2 separate regions of the Homo sapiens genome follow, and region 2 is linked to region 1. A link is a loop called in an ENCODE intact Hi-C map of the cell type or tissue named here. Cell type or tissue: B cell. All regions are shown on one strand. Each heading gives the region's core, and the rest is flanking DNA. Links, peaks and the distances in the headings are about the cores only.

What was found. Hi-C counts contacts between places; a loop is a spot of excess contacts. Peaks named below come from ENCODE experiments on the same cell type or tissue, not always from the same donor. Only the 100,000 strongest peaks of a DNase experiment are listed, where the experiment ranks them.
Region 2: it touches region 1 in a loop (2.6-fold over the local background); 14 of 110 quality-filtered maps call a loop at or near these places.

Annotation. Positions count from the first base shown.
Region 1 is chr2:44,230,473-44,241,696 of GRCh38, reverse strand. PPM1B (protein phosphatase, Mg2+/Mn2+ dependent 1B) reads right to left here. Exons shown (of 6, transcript NM_002706.6): 6 at 10,225-11,224. The coding sequence ends at 10,979. It also overlaps the pseudogene LOC124906174. Among named protein-coding and RNA genes, the nearest start is that of SLC3A1, 39 kb to the left of the region's middle. RefSeq lists enhancers at 6,782-7,281, 7,282-7,783. In B cell, for the core only: CTCF peaks have their summits at 5,173, 6,945 and 7,146 (motif pointing left); DNase peaks (open chromatin) are centred at 4,296, 5,500 and 7,086; H3K27ac peaks cover 1,698 bases.
Region 2 is chr2:44,184,202-44,195,425 of GRCh38, reverse strand. All of the region lies in intron 1 of PPM1B (protein phosphatase, Mg2+/Mn2+ dependent 1B), which reads right to left. Among named protein-coding and RNA genes, the nearest start is that of PPM1B, 21 kb to the right of the region's middle. RefSeq lists enhancers at 6,212-7,104, 11,024-11,123. In B cell, for the core only: no CTCF peak of the experiment used is centred there; a DNase peak (open chromatin) is centred at 6,125; H3K27ac peaks cover 1,859 bases.

The DNA of each region.
Region 1 (11,224 bases), core at 1,735-9,734:
GCAGTGACATGATCTCAGCTCACTGAAGCCTCTGCCTCCTGGATTCAAGCGATTCTCCTGCCTCAGCCTCCCAGGTAGCTGGGATTACAGGTGCACACCACCACGCCTGGCTAATTTTTGTATTTTTAGTAGAGATGGGGTTTCACCATGCTGGCCAGGCTGGTCTCGAACTCTTGACCTCAAGTGATCTCTCCAGGTGGCCCTCCCATAGTGCCGGGATTACAGGTGTGAGCCACCGAGCCTGGCCTTGAAGACATTTTAAACAGCACTTAAATATTAACACATGTATTCCCGACACAGTACAAAACCCAATTGTGAATTGAGATATGACCAAGCTGGTGCAACTATGCCATGATGGCTGCCTTAGTCAAAGACAATTGTTAAGATGCTTCCTGGCCGGGCACGGTGGCTCACACCTGTAATCCCAGCACTTTGGGAGGCCAAGGGGGGCGGATCACCTGAGGTCGGGAGTTCGAGACCAGCCTGGCCAACATGGAGAAACCCCCACCCTACTGAAAATACAAAATCAGCCGGGCGTGGTGACGCATTCCTGTAATCCCAGCTACTTGGGACGCTGAGGCAGGAGAATCACTTGAACCCGGGAGGCGGAAGTTGCAGTGAGCCAAGATCGCGCCATTGCACTGCAGCCTGGGCGACAAGAGTGAAACTCCGTCTCAAAAAAAAAAAAAATAAAAATAAAGATGCTTCCCAATTTCAAAGAAATTAAAATATGAAGTGTTTTGGAATTAATTTTGGAGACAAATTTACATACAAGACATCCCCTTATAACTTGCTTTCTCTCAGCATCATGTTTTCAAAGTATTAAGAGACAGCTCACTGCGTAAGGAAGCCAACAGCACCTGGCTGCTGCTGGAGCTCGGGACTCTCTTAGCTTAGCGCTCCCTCCATTTTACTGAGCCACCCCAGAAAACGCTGTTTCATGCTAATGGGTACTAGTAGGCTAAGGAGTTATTCCTTCTTGGGAACATCTGCCTTAAATCAGGAAAATTGTCTTTTCAAAGGCCCAGGAATTCACATATCATCTGGGACCAGGGTGAAGCACTTGCTTTGGGGACAAAATTTAAGGAATGGCAAGTAATCAAGATAAATTTTTTTTTAAATTTTAGATATTTTAATGCAACATTAAAAAAGTCAAAACTAATGCAAAATGACGAACATAATATAAACATTTTAAATAAGACAGAATCTACTCTCTGCTGAAAAAAAGAAAAAGGGAAAAAAATAATCATTACAGAGTTTTCCATTTGCCTTAGGCTCCCACATGACTTGGCATGGTATAGTTACTAATCCTGTTTTACAGGGGGAGGAAAGGGAGTGATAGGTTAAAATGAGTGAGCAACATGGTCCCAGAGTACAATTAAAAATGTAAATGTACAACAGAAACACACAAAATAATTATAGGAAGGGCGAACAATTTTCAATATTATATCCCCAAATGGATGCAAGCTCTTTATATTAGAATGTGGATTATTAGTTGCATTTTATTAGAAGGAACTAGATTTAGGCCATGTGCGGTGGCTCATGTCTGTACTCCCAGTACTTTGGGAGGCCGAGGCAGGAGGATTGCTTGAGGACAGGAGTTCGATGCTGCAGTGCGCTATGGTGCCACTACACTCCAGCCTGGGCAACAGAGTGAGACCTTGTCTTGAAAATGAAAAATAAAAGGAACTAAATTTAAATATGGTGAAGACAATGTATACCTGCTAGATGTCAGCACTTAAGAGGCTATAGTAATCTAAATGATGTGATATTTCCACAGGGTTAGACAAAAAAAAAAAACAAAAACAAAAACAAAAAAACAATAGAGCAGAAGAAACTAGAAATGGACCACACATATTTGGGGAATGGGAATCTGACAGGGGTGGCATGGTGTTGGCACAATTAGCTAGCTGGATGGAAAATAAAGATTCCTTAGTTCACATACTATGTAACAAGAAATTCAAGAATGATTAAAAACCTAAATATATGTGCTTGGGAGGTAGACTTCTAAAATGGCTGGAAGGTAACATTAGAGATCCTTCTGTAGTTCACAAGCATGATGATTGGGTTTTCACACTTACATGAGATGTGCCTCCCCTCAGCCTTGTTACTACATTATCCACCTGATATGAAAATGAAAATATATAAATTAAAAAAATTAGAGACTATATGAACTTGGGATGAGGATGATTTCCTAAACAAGAAAAACATACAGCAAAAAAATGACAAATAGCAAGACTGCATAAACAAAGAAAAAAAGAAAAACAGTCTGAGAGGTTTTGCAGCTCGCATAACAAAGGATTGGTATCTAGACTATATAGAAAAAGACAAATCAATTAGAAAAAGACAAACCCAATGGAAAAATGGACAAGTGGTGTGAGCATTCAATTCAGAAAAGAGGAAACTCAAATGGCCAATATATATAGGAAAGATGTTTTTCTCACATGTAATCAGAAATGCAAATTATATACTATTTCATGCTTATCCAACCGGATTTTTTTTTTTTTTTTTTTTTTTGTATTAGAGACAGGGTCTCATTCTGTTACCCAGGCTGGCATGCAGTGATCCATTTGTAGCTCACTGCAGACTTGAACTCCTGGGCTTAAGGGATCCTCCTGCTTCAGCCTCCAAGTAGCTAGGACTACAGGTACACGCCACCACGTCCAGCCAATTTTCTGTTTTGTTTGTTTTCCTCCTCTCTCTCTCCCTCTCCCTCCTCTCCCCTCCTTTTTTCAGTTAGGATTTTTAGTGAAATAATTTCAGTTTACATTAAGGCTTTTGATTGTACATGTAAAATATATTATTACAACCATTTAAAATACATTTTAAAGTTATTGGATTTAATTAACTCTTGGAGTATAGGATCTTTAGGAGCCTACAGAACTTTCATGAAGACTTCGCATTTTAAAATTAGTTACAGTCCGAAGTAAACTAGACTTAAGAATGTTTATGTAGCTCAAGCTCCCCCTAAAATGTTTTTTTTTTTCCTTTTTTTGAGACAGATTCTCGCTCTGTCGCCCAGGCTGGAGTGCAGTGGCACGATTTTGGCTCACTGCAACCTCCGCCTCCCAGGTTCAAGAGATTTTCCTGTCTCAGCCTCCTGAGTAGCTAGGCCTATAGGCACCCGCCACCAGGCTCAGCTAATTTTTCTATTTTTAGTAGAGACGGGGTTTCACCAGGTTGGCCAGGCCGGTCTCTAACTCCTGACCTCAGGTGATCCACCCACCTCGGCCTCCCAAACTGCTGGGATTACAGGCGTGAGGCACTGTGCCCAGCAGAACCCAGTAACTTTCAAGAGTATACTTCAGTAGAACCAAAGTGCTATACCAATTATAAGCAGTCTTAATTACAATTTTAATAGCAAATATTAAATATTTAAAATAAGCTTTATACTATATAATTATTATTCATAGGCAAAATCTCATGAAAATAAACCCCATGGTACTCTATATCATGTCACTGTGGAATTAATTGTTAAGATAAATTGCATTTCAGGCTGGGTGCGGTGGGTCACGCCTGGAATCCCAGCACTTCAGGAGGCCAAGGCGGGCGGATCACCCAAGGTCAGGAGTTCAAGACTAGCCTGGCCAACATGGTGAAACTCCATCTCTACTAAAAATACAAAAAAATTAGCTGGGCATGGTGGTGGACACCTGTAATCCCAGCTACTCATGAGGCTGAGGCAGAAGAATCGCTTGAACCCGGGAGGTGGAGGTTGCAGTGAGCCGAGATCGTGCCATTGCACTCCAGCCTGGGCAACAAACATGAAACTCCATCTCAAATAATAATAAATAATAAATTGCATTTCATAACTTCAAGACTTAGGAATGAAGCAAAACCACCTCTTCATAATCAGTGCCCAAAAAAGTAAGTGTAAACGACTCAGGAGAGGGAAAGAAGGTATCAGACCCACCATTAGGGTAACTCCTGGGTGGTACTGGTCCTCTTCATCTTAAATGCATTATAGGTGAATGTTATATGGAAAGAATACATTTGTTGCACAGATTTAATCATTAAAAAAAATCACTGTTGCCAATATTATAGACTAGGTCTACTAGTTAAAAGAAGTAAAGCCCAGTCTTTCATTCTACCTTTCCATAAAAGGTATGGCTCTTTTGTGTCCCACTGGAGTTGTGGATACTTACAAGATAGCAGAAATACTGACTTCCTAAGTGCCCCTCACCTCTGAATTAGAAGAGCATATCTGCCAGTTACATCTGAGCACAAAACAGTGTACTAGTAAGTGGTGTTTGCAGGTAAAATAAAACTGAAACAGGAAATAAGGGGGAGAAAATACCACAGCCAGAAAAGCCAGCAGGAAGTGAGAAATGGCGGTGATGCTGCCTGAAAAGCAATGTATTCTCTATTAGTAGCTACACCTATTTACTTCTAGACCATAATGTAACATACACGAATCATCAAAACAACAGGCAAAAACAAACACTTGTTTAGCATTTTCTTTAGGGTTTACAAAATAACTCCCAAAGTTGAACAGAAAAAAACTTAAAAGCAATTTAGCATAAAAACGACAGTGCAAATTGTTATAATGCCCATTATGAACTAAAAGCAAGTAACTTCATTTCAGTGCATTTTCTAGTACAGAATTTAAAAAGTAACTTCAGAATTGCTTTGAAATTAAATCATTGCTTGAATTCATCTTAACAATTATGTTAACATTTGACTATTTTACATATATAATGGATTTTTTGCACAACTAGGAATTGTCTAATATGTGAAAAACATCACACTTTGCTATTTTTCACTAAATACTATTTAGCTTCTCAAAACAAAATGTGTTCCACAAGAAATCTTATCACGTTTTCCCTTAATACTTAAACCAGATGAACTTCAAAACACAAATGAAGGCAATTTGGAAGAGGAAATGTCAGTGTGAGATGTCATTTAAAAAATATAACCTTAAATTCAAGACAAGGAAGAATAATATTTGGTCAGCAAAAGATATTTGATGGACATGTTCCAGTTAATTTCAAGTATTGAAGCTGGATAAAGACTTGGGCACCATATATTCCTCTGGTTTGCGTATTTTCCAAGGTTTCAGAAAATATATCAGGCAGTTTGAAAAGTAAACTAATGAGGCTGTCAATTCCTGGCTCAAATATACGGCTAATATGATTATAGAAACATTTTTCCCCGACTAATATTATTTCTCCTGTTATTAAAAACCATTTTAAAGCCTGGGTAGAAAGAAGAATCACAACTAGCAAGACAGCGCCATTATTTTCATATAGGAAGACCAGTTCATTACAACTTTTTTTTTTTTTTTTTTTTTTTTTGAGACGGAGTCTCCCTCTGTCGCCCAGGCTGTAGTGCAGTGGCGCGATCTCGGCTCACTGCAATCTCCACCTCCCAGGTTCAAGCGATTCTCCTGCCTCAAACTCCCGAGTAGCTAGGACTACAGGCACGCAGCACCACACCAAGTTAATTTTTTTATTTTTATTTTTTAAGTAGAGACAGGTTTCACCATTTTAGCCAGGCTGGTCTCAAACTGTTGACCTCAAGTGATCTGCCCGCCTTGGCCTGCCAAAGTGCTGGGATTACAGGCGTGAGCCACTGCGCCTGGCCTTCATTATAATTTTTTTTCAATGACAATGCAACTCCCAGTGGATTTCTACTTTTAGCATTAAGAAATTATGACTCTTGGTGGTAAATTCTACTCAGGTTAATAAACTAACGGTGAAGCAGCTTGGAAGCATTTGTTGCTTAGATTGTTTATTCCTTCACAATGTTATTTTAAAATTTGAGTTTTTTTTAATATAAAAGAGACATATATTTAAAATTTGAGATGGAGTCTCGCTGTTGCCCAGGCTGCTGTGCAGTGGCTGGATCATAGCTCACTGCAGCCTTGAACTCCTGAACTCAAGCAATCCTCCTGCCTCAGTTTCCCAACTAGCTGGGACTATAGGCATGTGACACCATGCTAGAGTACTTAGAATTTTTTTGTGTGTAGAAACCAGGTCTTGCTATGTTGTCCAGGCGGGTCTTGAACTCCTGGCCTCAAGCAATCCTCCTGCTTTATTACAGGCATAAGCTACCACATTCAGCTAAGCAGTCTTTTTTTTTTTTTTTTTTTTTGAGATGGAATTTTGCTTTTGTTGCCCAGGCTGGAGTGCAATGGCACGATCTCAGCTCACTGCAACCTCCGTCACCTGGGTTCAAGCAATTATCCTGGCTCAGCCTCCCGAGTAGCTGGGATTACGGGCATGCGCCACCATGCCTGGCTAATTTTGTATTTTTAGTAAAGACAGGGTTTCTCCATGTTGGTCAGGCTGGTCTCAAACTCCCGATCTCAGGTGATCTGCCTGCCTCGGCCTCCCAAAGTGCTGGGATTACAGGCATGAATCACTGTGCCTACCCTTAACAAAAAACTTTAATCATTGCAGAATAACGGATCAATATTTAGAAGAACTGCATAATTCAGTGAACCAGTATTTTCCAAATGACTAATTCATGATGTGACAAAATCATGCATAGCCAGAAGGTCCATTCAAAATGCAAGACAGACCCAGTGGATTTTAACATAACAAACTAAGAAAAGTCCTCTAATAAACTTTCCGATTTCACATTGCAACCAATCTTCAAGAAACTATCAGTTGTCAAGTTTTGATATCCACAGTTATCTGAAGTGACTAAAATATTCCTGTTTTCCAACTACCTATCTGTGTGAGGCCAGGTTTCTTCATAAACTTCAACCATCGGGCCATACCACACTTCAACAGACTGAACGCAAAAGCACAAACAAGAATTCAGTTCAACATTAAAGGGCTCACAAAAATGAAAAATGGTCCTTTTTACACTGAATTTTTGTATCCTAACTTATAAGACAATTATTTTTCATAAAATGGTTTATATATTAACATGTAATTGTTTTGTTAACAAATTAAAACAGTATGTATAATTTCTCAGCTTTAATTTCTAATATAGTAAATATCGATAGTATCCACAAAAGCAAAAGTTCACTGGAGTATACAATTTGTAAGAGTATAAGTGGGTCCTCAGACCAAAATACTTGAGAATAGCCAGGCTAGGAAATTCAGATGAGTCAACACTGAATATGGGTTTTTCTTTTACTAACTCATACATTATTTCTGTTTCAAGCACCAGTAACCCCCACCCTGCCCCCTGCCGGAAAAGTTTTTTTTTTTCTTTTTTTTTTTTTTTGAGACGGAGTCTCGCTCTGTCGCCAGGCTGGAGTGCAGTGGCGCGATCTTAGCTCACTGCAACCTCCGCCTCCTGGGTTCAAGCAATTCTTCTGCCTCAGCCTCCCAAGCAGCTGGGATTACAGGCAAGCACCACCATGCCCAGCTAATCTTTGTATTTTTAGTAGAGGCAGGGTTTCACCGTGTTGGCCAGGATGGTCACGATCTCTTGACCTCGTGATCCACCCGCCTTGGCCTCCCAAAGTGCTGGGATTACAGGTGTGAGCCAATGCACCCGGCCAAAGGCAGGTTTTTTTAAAAGGAGTATAAATATTTCTAGAGTACAGAAGGGGTTAATATTGTCCTGTACAGTTTGGTTAATTCCTCTTTGGAATTAAATTTTCAGAAATATGCCAACCATATAAGAAGTTTAAAATAACATTAAAAACTGAATCATACCAAATAGTAATATGTCACACTGTTTTTATCAATTCTTTATTTAGGTAACAAGTTGGTTATGTTCACTGCATTGTATGAAACATCACAATATCATACTGGGAAGTACTATCAGTACAGGGTTGGATCAGAGTGGACAGTTTGAACGATAAACCATTTTGCATTCTTCATTCCCTATCTTTTAACAACCCCCCAAACCCAGTAAAGGGACAAACAGCTTTTCACATCATCATGTAAAGCACTTTAACTTACAAGGCTAAAATCTAAAGAATAAATAAAATATATTGTGGCAATAATTCCTTTTAGACCAAAAATCAGGTGCACAATAAATCAAATGATCAGGAAAGCTGTCTGTATTTAAATGTGTGGCTCTCCAGAAACAGCTTCAGGAAAACGTTACAGAAAATACCATGAATTCCATTTCACAAAGGACCAGATGATGACTCATTTTAACTACACACAAGGGCAATTACATCCTGCTGAAACACAATTTAAACATACAGGAAAATGTTTACAAAGCATCCACAACATGTAAACCATGTACAAATGGATACATTCATTACTTCTCCTAACCCAGAAACTTCTTTCAGATAAATACTTTACTCTTCATGTTCAGCATTAATTGAATTTAATACATGCAAAACTCAGAAGAATTCAAGGTTACTGTAAAAATAGAATTAAACTAATAAATCTTCAAGTACCTTATGTGACAATCACTCTGTACCGTGCCCAATGTTATAAAATGAAAAGTTACTGAACCCATGAAAATATCTCTGTAGTATTTCCTTAGATCTAAAATAGATAATTTTAAATGTATTTATAGTAATTTCAATGTGATATTCTGAGCTTTTAAAATAACATAAATGATTAAAAATACCAAATTACACAAAACTCGTATCTTAAAAGCTGAAAAAATTAAAACTATAGAAACCCACATGTAAAACAAAAATCACAATTTACATTATAAAGGCAAATCTCATCTTTAAAAAATTTCCAACAGTGAGATGTCAAAGCAAATTATAAATAGCCATAAATTAATCCATTTGGTTTCAAAAGATTTTCTAGTGAGAGTTGAAGGATGCAGTAGATACATGCATAAAATTTGTAAGGGTTTATAATATTATTCCCAAATACACTTTATCTTGAAGCAAGGCAACATTACAATTTGGACATTATTGGAGAACCCAGTTTGGTAATACAGGTAAAATTGGAAAAAAATTAAATAACAATCAATAATAAATACATATCCTATAGAAATTGCTCAAATGAAATTCCAAGCCACAGAGCTGCAAAAGGCTTCCAACTTGGTGAACTGAAAAAAGGAACATATCATACAATTCTTTACTCTTACATGCTTACATGTTGTGTGTTTTGTTTAAAGAAAAAAAACATAATGTATTTTCAGAGTATAGCTAACTATATTTCCCATGCACCTCAGGCACATTGTTGATTTGTGGTGAAATAACTCCACTGGTTTCTAGGGCCGAAAGTTCAATACAGATGTAACGAGTATGCCTGAGGTTGGCAAAAAATACTGTAGTACAGGCAATGCTACAAGTGGCAACTGTCAGAAAACACAAATATGAACAAATGATGGGAAATGCTAATGATTTTCTGCTCATATCACAAAACGTTGGGAATCCGCAAGAATATTTTCCCCTTGTATTGAAGAAAATTGTGATTAAAAGTTTTTTCCCCCAATTTTCAGAATCAAAAGCATTTTAGAAGGTTTTTAAGGCTACCATGGGTCTTCTAGATCTCCAGCACCCTACAGGAAGAGAAAAGGAAGAATATTATTATTTACCTATGCCACTTCCAGATTGGATTGAATTTCAAAAGAAAACAAAATTGATGAACAAATTACCTTCCTTTCTTTGTCTGAAAAGGGTACTTTTACAGAGAGATGTTGTGTATTGCATATTGTGTGTGTACACGTGTATCTAATATGGATAGATAACTGGGTTGGGTTATTTTCCTCCCCTCTCCATCAAATGCCTTCCTTTCTCAAAGCACTTAAAAATATTCTGGCATTGGAAAAATACATCAAAACATCAGCTATAACATCCAAAGATTCCGAAGTTTCAATTTATGGTAACTTAAAGCAACTTTAGACACATGATATAAATATAAACGTAAAGACGAAAAGTTAATGTTCTACAGTTATAAAATAATTTTTAAAAAATATTTTTCCCTATGTGACAAATCTATAATTTAAAAATCCCTTTAAACAAAAACTCTCATCTGCCACTATTTTAAAAATAGCCCATAATTGTTCAATTTCTTAATAACTAACAAAAATTTGTAACAAAATGGACAATTCTGCAATCTTTAAAATGCTCACTGTGGCAATTTTCTCACATGTCTAATGTGTGCCCATAATGTCCAAAGATTAATATTTTGTACCACAAAAGATGGATAAGAAAAAGAATAGATTTAAGTATGCAACACATATATTTTAATATTAAACTTTTCCTTTTTGTTAATGAAAAAAGGTAAGCCAAAAGTGTTCTAAATGTTATATAAATACAAATGAATTTCTAATGGGTATTCTTCCAATATACCAAACTTGGTTGTTTTTAAAAAATTAATTCAAAAATAAGTACAACATGCATAGATTATTCCACATCACATGCTTTATTTGGACTTAAACACTTATAATTTCATTCTAAACACTTGGTTGACATACATTTTGATGTGTGTAGTTAGGCTATACAGAATATACAAACCAAAGCTGTATGAATAATACATAGGTTTTTCAAAAGTTATGTTTCATAAAGAATACAGAGAAAGGAAAAATAGCCACACATCCAATATCTCACAACTTCTAAAAATAAAACTACAGAGATGTAAAATATAAACAAATCAAACAACACACAAATTATCATCCTTGAAAGAAAAATTACAGGCCAGCATCAGCCATTCTTTGAAGAACTAAAATTATTAAAGAAAACATAAATTTATTACAAAGCTAACTATGAGTGTACTAATAGGTAAAATAATATGAAGCAGTATAATTCTACATTAACAAGTTTTTCCATAATATAGCATAATCTCTCTAATCAAAATTTCTAATTCTATCTAGTATTAATTTAACTACTGACTTTAATTCATAATTGGTAGCCTAATTTCTGGCATACAATGTGAAATGACATATAATTTCATTAAATCCATAGTACTATAAATAGTCAATTTTACACTATCTCATAAAGGTGTATGCAAAGGCCTTTTTAAAAAACAAGGCTATCTGAATATAATAAAACTAGTTTTCCAAGATTCAAATAACAAAACAGTTATATAAATGCATACATTACACTTCCTAGGTTAAAAACCATCAAAGATCACAAAAATATTACCAAAAAGGAAAGTCATATTTTTTCACCACTCATCTTTGTCCCTGCATCTTCATTAGAGCTGTCTAATTCAGCAAGACCACTTTCTGATTCAGTATGGCTTTCCTGCATTGTCACTGGGTTTCCAGCATCACTGTTCGAAGAAGTAGCTGTGGCAGCTGGTTCAGCAGGGCTTTCTTCTCCCTCTACTTTAGCTAGCCTGTAACTAGTCAGCATCTCCTCCAGAAGTTGTCGGTAGTTTCCCCTATGATTAATTCTCAT
Region 2 (11,224 bases), core at 1,192-9,191, 46 kb after region 1:
CGCCTGGGCAACATAGCAAGACCCTATCTCTACCAAAAAAAATTGGGGAAAAATATTAGCCTAGCATGGTGGCGTATGCCTGCAGCACCAGCTACTTGGGAGGCTGAGGCAGGAGGATCACTTGAGCCCAAGAGATTGAGGCTGTAGTGAACTATGATCATGCCACTATACTCTAGCCTGAGCGACACAGTGAGTCCCTGTCTCTTGAAAAAAAAAAAAAGAAAGAAAGAAAAGGCCAGGTGGGGTGGCTCACGCCTGTAATCCCAGCACTTTGGGAGGCCGAGACGGGCAGATCACCTGAGGTCAGGAGTTTGAGATCAGCCTGGCCAATATGGTGAAACCCTGTCTCTACTAAAAATACAAAAATTAGCCCTGGTGTGGTGGCAAGCGCCTGTCATCCCAGCTACTTAGGAGGCTGAAGCAGGAAGATCACTTGAACCTGAGAGGTGGAGGCTGCAGTGATTGCGCCACCGCACTCCAGCCTGGGTGACAGAGTAAGATTCCGTCTCAAAAAAAAAAAAAAAAAAGCAAAAGACTGGAGGTCTATCTTGCAAAGAGTGAACTATAGAGACTCTGGGTTTAGAGACAGCAGATTTAGCTGAGGACCAGAGCAAGAAGCCTTACAGAAAACCAGTGATATAAACTATAAATTTGCATAATGAATGCTGATATGCTCAGCCTGCTCAGCCTTCTTCTTTTTTTTGAGATGGAGTCTTCCTCTGTCGCCCAGGCTGGAGTGCAGTAGCGCGATCTCGGCTCACTGCAAGCTCCGCCTCCCAGGTTCACACCATTCTCCTGCCTCAGCCTCCCAAGTAGCTGGGACTACAGGCGCCCGCCACCACGCCTGGCTAATTTTTTCTATTTTTAGTAGAGACGGGGTTTCACCGTGTTAGCTAGGAAGGTCTCGATCTCCTGACATCGTGATCCGCCCGCCTCGGCCTCCCAAAGTGCTGGGATTACAGGCATGAGCCAACACGCCCGGCCTGCTCAGCCTTCTTTACCAACTCCCAGAAATCAAGGAAACCACAAGCAGGCAACAGCTCTATTGCTCTCTGAGGAAATTCACTAGTCCCAGAGAAAGTACCCACAGATTACTTACACACAGGAATACTCCATAAAATGCTTGGTCTCCACAATCATCCCACAGCGAGGCCTATCAAATGACATCCCTGTCAAGGCTGTCAGGGTTACACTTAAATATGAGGAGCTATCCAAAGATTACCAGATACTGAAAGGAAACATACAACATGAAAAGCAAAATAAATCAAACAAAGAAAAAGGAATCAGAAGGAAAAAACCATGCAAGGACTAGGGAAAAAAAAATCCTTAAGAGAAATAAAAAAGTATTCTATTCATGAACCAAAAAGATATTAAAAACAAACAAACAAACAAACAAATAAACAAAACCAGGCTGGGTGATGCAGTAGTTCATGCCTGCAACCCCAGGGCTTTGGGAGTTCAAGGTAGGAGGATTGCTTGAGGCCAGTAGCTCGAGACCAGCCTGGACAACAAAGTGAGACTCTGTCTCTATAAAAAAAAATTTTTTATGCTGGGCACAGTGGCTCACGCCTGTAATCCCAGCACTGTGGGAGGCCGAGGCGGGTGGATCACCTTACGTCAGGAGTTCGAGACCAGCCTGGCCAACACGGTAAAACCCCATCTCTACTAAAATTACAAAAATTAGCCGGGCATGGTGGCACGTGCCTGTAATCCCAGCTACTGGGGGGCTGAAGCAGCAGGATCACTTGAACCTGAGAGACAGAGGTTACAGTGAGCTGAGATCGTAGCACTGCACTCCAGCCTGGGCAATGGAGCGAGACTCTGTCTCTCAAAAAAAAAAAAAAAAAAAAGAAAAAAAATTTTAATTAGCTGGGTACAGTAGCAAGCACATGTAGTCCTAGCTACTAGGGAAGCTACAGCGGGAGGACTGCCTTAGCCCAGGAGTTCAAGACTGTAGTGATGGGCCACTGTACTTCAGCCTGGGTAACAGAGTGACAACATGTCTCTAAAAAAATTTTTTTCAAAATAAAAAAATTCAGAGGAAAGAAAAGTGCTTTTTGAAATTAAAATGGCATACAAATGGCCAATAGATATGTGAAAAAATGCTCAACCTCACTAATCATCAGGGAAATGCAAATTAAAGGCACAATGACATATCATCTCACACCTGTCAGAATGGCTATTAGGAAAAGATAACAGGTATTGGTAAGGATATGGAGAAAAGTGAACCTTTGTACACTGATGGTGGTTATGTAAATTATTACAGTAATTCTGGACAACTATCTATTCCTCAAAAAACTAAAACCAGAATTACCATATGATCCAGCAATCCCACTTCTGGGTATATAACCCTAAGGAACTGAATTCAGTATGTGGAAGAAGTATCGGCACTCCCATGTTCACTGTGGCATTATTTACCAAAACCAAGTTATGCAATCAACCTAAGTGTCCATCAATGAATGAATGGATAAAGAAAATGTGGTGTATATATACACAATGGAATACTGTTCAGCCTTAAAAAAAGAAGGAAATTCTGTCATTTACAACAACATGGATGAACCTGGAGGATATTATGCTAAGTAAAAGAAGCCAGGAATAGAAAGACAAATATTGTATATTCTCACTTGCATGTGACATCTAAAACAATCAAACTCATAGAAGCAGAGAGTAGAATGGTAGTTACCAGAGGCTGGGAGGGTGGTGCAAAATGGGGAGATGTTGGTCAAAGGATAGAAAGTTGTGGTTAGACAGGTGAAATAAATAATAATTATGTAAGGTGATAGATATGTTCATTAGCTTGATTCAATCATTTTACACTGCATACATATGTTATAACATCATTTTATACCTAATACATATGTAAGATTATAATGTCAAGTTAAAGAAAACATTTTAAAAATAAAAATGACAGGCCAGGCACAGTGACTCACACCTGTAATCCCAGTACTTTGGGAGGCCGAGGCAGGCAAATCACCTGAGGTCAGGAGTTTGAGACCACCCTGGCCAACATGGCGAAACCCCATCTCTACTGAAAATACAAAAATTAGCCGGGCATGGTTTGTGGGCTGTAATCCCAGCTACTCGGGAGGCTGAGACAGGAAAATCGCTTGAATCCAGGAGATGGAGGTTGCAGTGAGCCGAGATCGTGCCACTGCACTCCAGCCTGGGCGACAGAGCGAAACTCCATCTCAATACAATACAATACAATACAATACAATACAATACAATACAATACCATAACATAACATAACATAACATAAAATAAAAATAATTAAAATGACAGAAAATTGTCAATAAAAGTTTAGAAAATCAAACTGAAAAAAAAAAAATCAAAAGTAAAATCCCCCAGACCCCTCCCCTTCACAAAAACCAAACAGACTCAAAGTAGTAAAGAATAAAACTAAGAAAGCTGCAGGATCAGTCCTGAAACTAACAGCTATTAGAGAAAGAACAAGAAAAGGAAAGAGAACTAAACACCCTAAGTGTCAGGACTGAAAGTAGAACCAACCACACACACATACAGAGACACAAAAAGCAACTGAAATTTCAAAACACTGGTGATAAAGATAAAACCTAACATTTCCCAGAGGGAAAAAAGGGGAAAAAATAAGTCACACATAAAGAATTAGGAACCCAAACAGCATGAGAAATCTCCAGAGTGATATTTGGTAGAATAAAAATGCATATAATTTCCTGGAGAATTGTTGGTTATAGAGTATCCACCCAGAGAAATTTTCACATATATACAAGCAGAAGCATACAATAATGCTGATACAATGTAAATCTCTACAGAATTTAAAAGTATAGACTACATTAACTTGTATCACCATGAGTAAATCAAAACAAAGTAGCTGGAAAATGATACATACAGTGTGATGCCATTATGCAAAGTTATAAAACTTACAAAGCAGAAGCTGGGAGCGGTGGCTCACGCCTGTAATCCCAGCACTTTGGGAGGCTGAGGCAGGCGAATCATAAGGTCAGGAGTTCGACACCAGCCTGGCCAACATGGTGAAACCCCATCTCTACTAAAAATAGAAAAAAATTAACCAGGCATAGTGGCGGGCACCTGTAATCTCAGCTGTTCGGCAGGCTGAGGCAGGAGAATAGCTTGAACCTGGGATGCAGAGGTTGCAGTGAGCCGAGATCACTCCACTGCACTCCAGCCTGGGCAACAGAACGAGACTCCGTGTCAAAAAAACAAAAACAAAAACAAATAAAATTTACAAAGCAACAGATTAGTTTACATACATGAATATGTGGCAAAAGTATTTAAAAACATGCTTGAGTTGTATAAACACTAAAACTACTAAGACCAACTTGATAGTACTTACTTCTAGGGAAATAGTGAAGTGGCAATATTTAAAGTTGGTTAACATGCCTCTGAGATCAATTTGAAGCAAACAGCAAAATGTTAATGTCTGTTAAATCTTAGTGATGAGAACATGGATCCTTATGTTAAGAAGCAAAAATGTTCATGCTGCAAGACTATTCAAATAAGCTGCACACACTGATATAACAACAGTTCATGTCTCAGTAAAATCTTATTTCAACACAATAATTGTACAATTTATTTTATTATTAAATGGTCATTAAATACCCATTTCCTTGATAAATATTACAGTAAAACTTAGTCAACAAAAATATGGGTACTTGCGCTGTTCAATTTATGGAGTGTGAAAATGCAATGTAAACACATATGTAGAACAGAAACTGTTTAGCCAAAATAAATGTCACTTCTGTTTTAACAGACGCCTGGTCTAACGCTTACAAATAAAAGATCAACTCATTTAAATGTATCTGCCTACTAAATTTTTTTAGAGTTCTTTAAAATTACTTTCAAAAGAAATGGAAAAAAATGCCTTAAAAAGTAAGAACAAGCAAAGGGGAGAAAAGCTTCAAAAAGTGATACAGGAAAAAAAGACATGAGAGTAAGTTTCAATATTTTCTCAAAATCAAATATACTTGGCCAGGCACAGTGGCTCACGCCTGTAATCCCAACACTTTGGGAGGCTGAGACGGGCAGATCACGTGACTTCAAGAGTTTGAGACCAGCCTGGCCAACATGGTGAAACTCCATCTCTACTAAAAATACACAAAAAAACTAGCTGGATGTGGTGGCGGGCACCTATAGTCCCAGCTACTCGAGAGGCTGAGGCAGGAGACTTGCTTGAACCTGGGGGCAGAGGTTGCAGTGAGCTGAGATTGGGCCATTGCACTCCAGCCTGGGCAACAGGGCAAGACGGTCTCAAAAAAAAAAAAAAAAAAAATCAAATAAACTCAAATTTCTCTACTAGTATCAAATAATGATCTGTCCACTCTACTAGTATCAAATAATGATCTGTCCACAATGCCCAATGGTAGCTTAATCTTTTGTGAAATATTTTTGTAATGAAAACATTCACATTCACACGATATAATCCACATGATAAAAGTGTTTCTAGTTCAAGACAGGTGGAACAAAGCCATTTATCTCTAATCCCTCCCAACATGCCATCAAAATGTTAGTAAAGGAAAAATTTTAAAAAGGTGTAAAACACGAAGCAATGAAAAATTAAGAGCAGGAAATGGGGGCAAGAGGTATGCCATCAATGGGTAGAGATATCAAAAGCCTTTGGAAGCCATAAAGCAGATAGAAGCAGTGATTAATAAAAAACAATGGGCAGGCTACAGTGGCTCATGCCTGTAATCCCAGCACTTTGGGAGGCCAAGGCAGGTGGATAAACTGAGGTCAGGAGTTCGAGACCAGCCTGGCCAACATGGCGAAACCCCATCTCTACTAAAAATACAAAAAATTAGCCAGGCGTGGTGGCAGGCACCTGTAATCCCAGCTACTTGGGAGGCTGAGGCAGGAGAATTGCTTGAACCTGGCAGGCAGAGGTTGCAGTGAGCTGAGATCGCGCCATTGCACTCCAGCCTGGCAACAGAGGCTCTCGAAAATCAATAAATAAATAAAAATAAAAAAGAATGGAAGGACCAGCAGCTTAGCAAGTTAGAACTGCGGAGGGAATCCTAGACAGTTTGAGAACTCATAGTACGTTCACAGATGTAGTAAAATAGGATCATGCCTGCAAGTAAGAATGAGGGTGAAACTAAGTTATAGAGAACCATCGACCCCAGTCTCCTCTCATACAGACAAAAAGCAGAAGTGTTCTGTCTTTTCTCAAGAAACTTAAGATGAATTCTCTATTCATATTTAAGGATAAGTATAAACAGCTAAGGATAATGAGGCATGTGAAGAAACAAAGGCAGCTGGCTGGGCATGGTGGCTCACACCTGTAATCCCACCACTTTGGGAGGCTGAAGTAGGTGGACTACTTGAGCCCAGGAGTTCAAGACCAGCCTGGGCAATATGGTGAAACCTCATCTCCATAAAAAATACAAAAAGATTAGCCAGGTGTGGTGGCGGCATGCCTGTAGTCCCAGCTACCCGGGAGACTGAAGTGGGAAGATTACCTTAGCCCAGAAGATCAAGGCTGAAGTGCTTGGGGGAAAAACAACAACAACAAAAAACCCAAATTGGCACCTCCCCTCTCTATCTTGCTTCCTCTGTTGCTATGTGATCCCAGTAAAAGAAAGAAAAGAGCGGGAGGGGGAGGAGGTAGGGGGAGGGGGAGGGGAGTGGGAAGGGGAGGGAAGGAGGGAAGGAAGGAAGGAAGGAAAGAAGGAAGGAAGGAAGGAAGGAAAGAAGGAAGGAAGGAAGGAAGGAAAGCAGGCAGGCAGGCAGGCAAACTGGGCATAGTGGCTCATGCCTGTAATCCTAGCACTTTGGAAGGCTGAGGCAGGAGGATCACTTGAGGCCAGGAGTTGAAGACCAGCCCAGGGAACACAGCAAGTCCCAACTCTACGAAAGATTAAAAAATTAACCAGTCATGCTGGCGCGTGCCTGTGATCCCAGCCAATTCAGGAGGCTGAGATGGGTGGACTGCTTAAGCCTGGGAGGTTGAGGCTGCAGTGAGCCATGATCGTACTGTTGTATTCCAGCCTGAGCAACAAAGCAAGACCCTGTCTCAAAAAAAAAAAAAAAAAAAAGAAAGAAAGAAAGAAACTCAGCAGCACTAAAGCCATGATAAACACTGGGAGAAGAGAAGGAAAAAACTAAATCAAAGAAGACTTCTTCTTTTAAATCAGAAATCAGAATCCTCAGATTCAAAAAGATACTTCATCTGGCTTCCATAGAATAACAGGATGTTAACAAATGGAACATAGTACAAAAAAACTGCTTTTCAGATTTAAACATGACTGCCTCAATCCATCCCCCTTCTTAAAAACAAACAAACAAACAAAACCCAAAAATTCTTGATGGTTTTTGAAAGTTAAAGTAAGCCAAAGCAATCTCCTGGACTGTGTATCAAATTAAAAAATTTAAAGGTGAAGGCTGGGTGCGGTGTCTCACGCCTGTAATCCTAGCACCTTGGGAGGCCGAGGTGGGCAGATGGCGAGGTCAGGAGATTGAGACCATCCTGGCTAACATGGTGAAACCCCGTCTCTAATAAAAATACAAAAAGTTAGCCGGGCATGGTGGCGGGCACCTGTAAGTCCCAGCTACTAGGGAGGATGAGGCAGGAGAATGGCGTGAACCCGGGAGGCGGAGCTTGCAGTCAGCCAAGATCGCACCACTGCACTCCAGCCTGGGCGACAGAGCAAGACTCCATTTCAAAAAAAAAGTAAAGGTGAACATCACAGAGGTTCAATCCAGGAAATGCAATGCTGGACCAAATATTCCAGAAATTGAGAAGAAATGAAATTATCAAAGAAACAATAAAACAAAAATAATTTTTCAGAGCTGAGGGAAGATACAAATACTCAGACTCAAAGCCTACTGCTTGGCGGAGAGGCAGAGTAGGGGAGAGATCCCATGTTTAGACAGATCATTATGGACTTTCAGATGGCCAAGAATTAAAAGAAACTTAAAAGCTTTTGGAAGCAGTATGGCGCTTCTTCAAAAAATTATAAATAAAACAACCATATGATCCAGCAATGCCACTTCTGTGTATGTATCCAAAAAAATGACAGTGGGATCTCAAAGAGACATTTCTATTTGTACACCCATGATCGTAGTACCCATATTATGCATAACAGCCAAGAGGTAGAAGCAACCCAAATGTCCAATGACAAACGAATGGATAAACAAAATGTAGTATATACACAGAATGAATTATTCTTCAGCCTTAAAAAAAGTGAAGCAAATACCGTCACATGCTACAACATGGACAACATGTCAGTCACAAAAAGACAAATACTACATGATTCCACTTACATGGGGTATCTAAAACAGTCAAATTCATAGAAAAAGAAAGCAGAGTGATAGTTACCATGGACTGGAGGTAGAAGGGGAAAGGGGAAGCTGTTGTTTAATGGGCATAGAGTTTCAGTTTTGCAAGATGAAAAAGTTCTGGAGATTTGTTGCACAATAATGTGAATATACTTAACACTACTGCAGTGTATGCTTATTTTTCTTTTTTGCAGCAACCATGGCCTGATAGGAACTGTACACTTAAAAATGGTTAAGATGGTTATGTTGTATTATGTGCTTTTTGTACTACAATTAAATTTTATTTAAGCTTTTGGGGGTAAGAGTAGAGCTAGAAAGTCATCTACACAAAAAGAAGAATCCAAATAGCACGAGACTTCTCATCAACAAAACTAGACCACAGAAAATTCCTTTGACATTCCATAGCAGAAAATCAAATGATAATGTCTAAATGAAAAATCATTAAATAGTTGTATAAACCTTTTAGTTAAAAATCAGGCCAGGCACAATGGCTCACGCCAATAATCCCAGCAGTTTGGGAGGCTCAGGCGGGTGGATTGCCTGAGTCCAGCAGTTTGAGACCAGCCTGGGCAACATAGTGAGACCCTGTCTCTATAAAAAAAAAAACTTCAAAAATTAACTGGGCACGGTGGTGTGCGCCTGTAGCCCCAGCTACCTGGGAGGCTGAGGCGGGAGGATTGCTTGAGCCCAGGAGGTGGAGGGTGCAGTGAGCTGAGATGATATGACTGCGTTCCAGCCTCGATGACAGAGCAAGACCCTGTCTCAAAAGAAAAAAAGCTTGTACACATGAAATATTTAAAATAATGTGCTTCTATCTTCAAAATTTAACTGATGCCACATATACTCCAAAGTGTTACCAAGAAATATTTCTATGATATAGCCAAGTACTCTTCACTTCCAGCCTGTTCCTAGACAATGTGTAGATTAATGGCTTTCATTATTATAAAACATTGCTAAAATAAATGATAGTAGTAATAAAATCTAATAACCAGCTTAAGTTCAAAGAGATGCTTGAAAAGTCACATACTAATAACACCATTCCAGGACCTTACAGAACATACTCATTCACAAACACCTGCATCAAATCCTATACTGCTTGAATGAGAAGCAAAAGAAAAACAACTCCACCCATCAGTAAACTCACAGAAACAGAACATGTAGCTCACATCCTTTCTTCCAATTCTTAGTATCATCAGAATTAAATTATTTAAGTCCTCCCCTCTTCCAAATCAATTCTGATGAACTGTAGTATCAGTGGCATTCACTTCAGATTTTCAAAATCATAACTGACATTCAAAAGGGCTTGAATAATTGTTTAAGAGATATTTTACAGTTTTCATTATAATTGCTGAATAACATTGGCATTGACCACACCCAGGTCCAATGGCAAGGAGATGTTACTGATAAAAATAGGCTAGTCACTTTCAATAATTCTCCAAAAGCTGGAAACTATAGCTCTACATTAGAGCAAGATTATGAAAACAAATTTATTCAGTAAATCAGATTCTCTGAAATCATAAGTGAGAGACCCCAGATACAAGAATAATTTAGATTTTCTTGTCCTAAATCAAAAGCTCAGCTAGAAATTTCAAACTCAGGACAACAGTGTAACTTACCCCTCTCCAAGCCTTTCAACAAGAAAAATATAGTTCATAAAATGGAAATAGCTTTGTTGACAGTGGTATTTTGCTTTAGTCGCAAATTTAATCTGAGAAAAAAAATCTATCACACTGAATACATACAGTGTGCTCTAAAAACCAAACTACATGCAGACCTATGAAAAGTATTTATTCAGGCTATATCAAAAACAGAAAATTACCACTTAATCAACTTTAAAGTAGCAGTTCTCAACATAGGGCAAGGTATCATACAAGAGGAATTAATTTAACGTCACTTGTCATGCTTTTCCAAATTCTACAAGACACAACTATAGGCAGGAACTTAGATGAATCTCATTAACAATGCTGAAAGAAACTAGAAATCAAAGAGTATACAATGTATGATTCCATTTAAATGAAATGTAAAAACAGGCAAAACAGTTTAGAAGCCAGGTAAGCATAAAATGTATACAATAATTAGGATTACTATAAAACCCAATAATATTAAAGTCATTATCAAAATATTTTTTAAAACTTGGCATAGTAATACATGTCTTCTTCACTAACACAACAGTATCTAGTGGCCGGTCTAATAAGTGTCATAATTCTGAAGTAGTGGTGAGTTTAATAATATTTTAAGATACCTGCAACAACTATAAAGTGATATAGAAATATCTGACTTCTAAAGAAGACAAGTAAAAAAGTATTGCTATACTACATTGATAATTGAAGAAAATGTTAAAATTCAGTTAGAGATTAGTGAAAATAAAAACATGATTCTCCTGAATTTTACTGATAGATCCCTATGTGGGTCTGTGGGCTCCAGCTTAAGAATCCCTGATTTAGTCTGTGCCAACAGCAACTTAGGGGAGAAGAAGGGAGGCATAATCTATCAAGTAGTCAGTTTTGAACATGTTCAGTTAGAGATGTCTATTATATGTCCAGTGGAGATACTGCAGGAAGGTGGATCTAGAAATAAAGCATTCAGGAGTGGGATCAAGAATGAAGACATAAATTCGGGGGCATTTATATGATAATTAAATCTCCACTTAAACCCCTTGAGAACAGAGTAAATATAATTTAAAAAGAGAAGACACTAAAGAACTAAGTTCTTGAGCACTCCAACATTTAAAGGTCAAGAGACGAAAAAAAATGCAGTAAAAATTACTGAGAATCAGCAACCAGAGTTGTGGGAGGAAAACCAACAGTGTGGTACCCCTGACAACAAAGAAAAATGTGCTTACAGAGGAGGAAGTGATAAACTGCGTCAAATGCTGCTAACAGGTCAATGTCCTATCAAAAAGAACAACCACTGGATACCTATTAGAGCAGCAGACATTTTCTGTGTGCT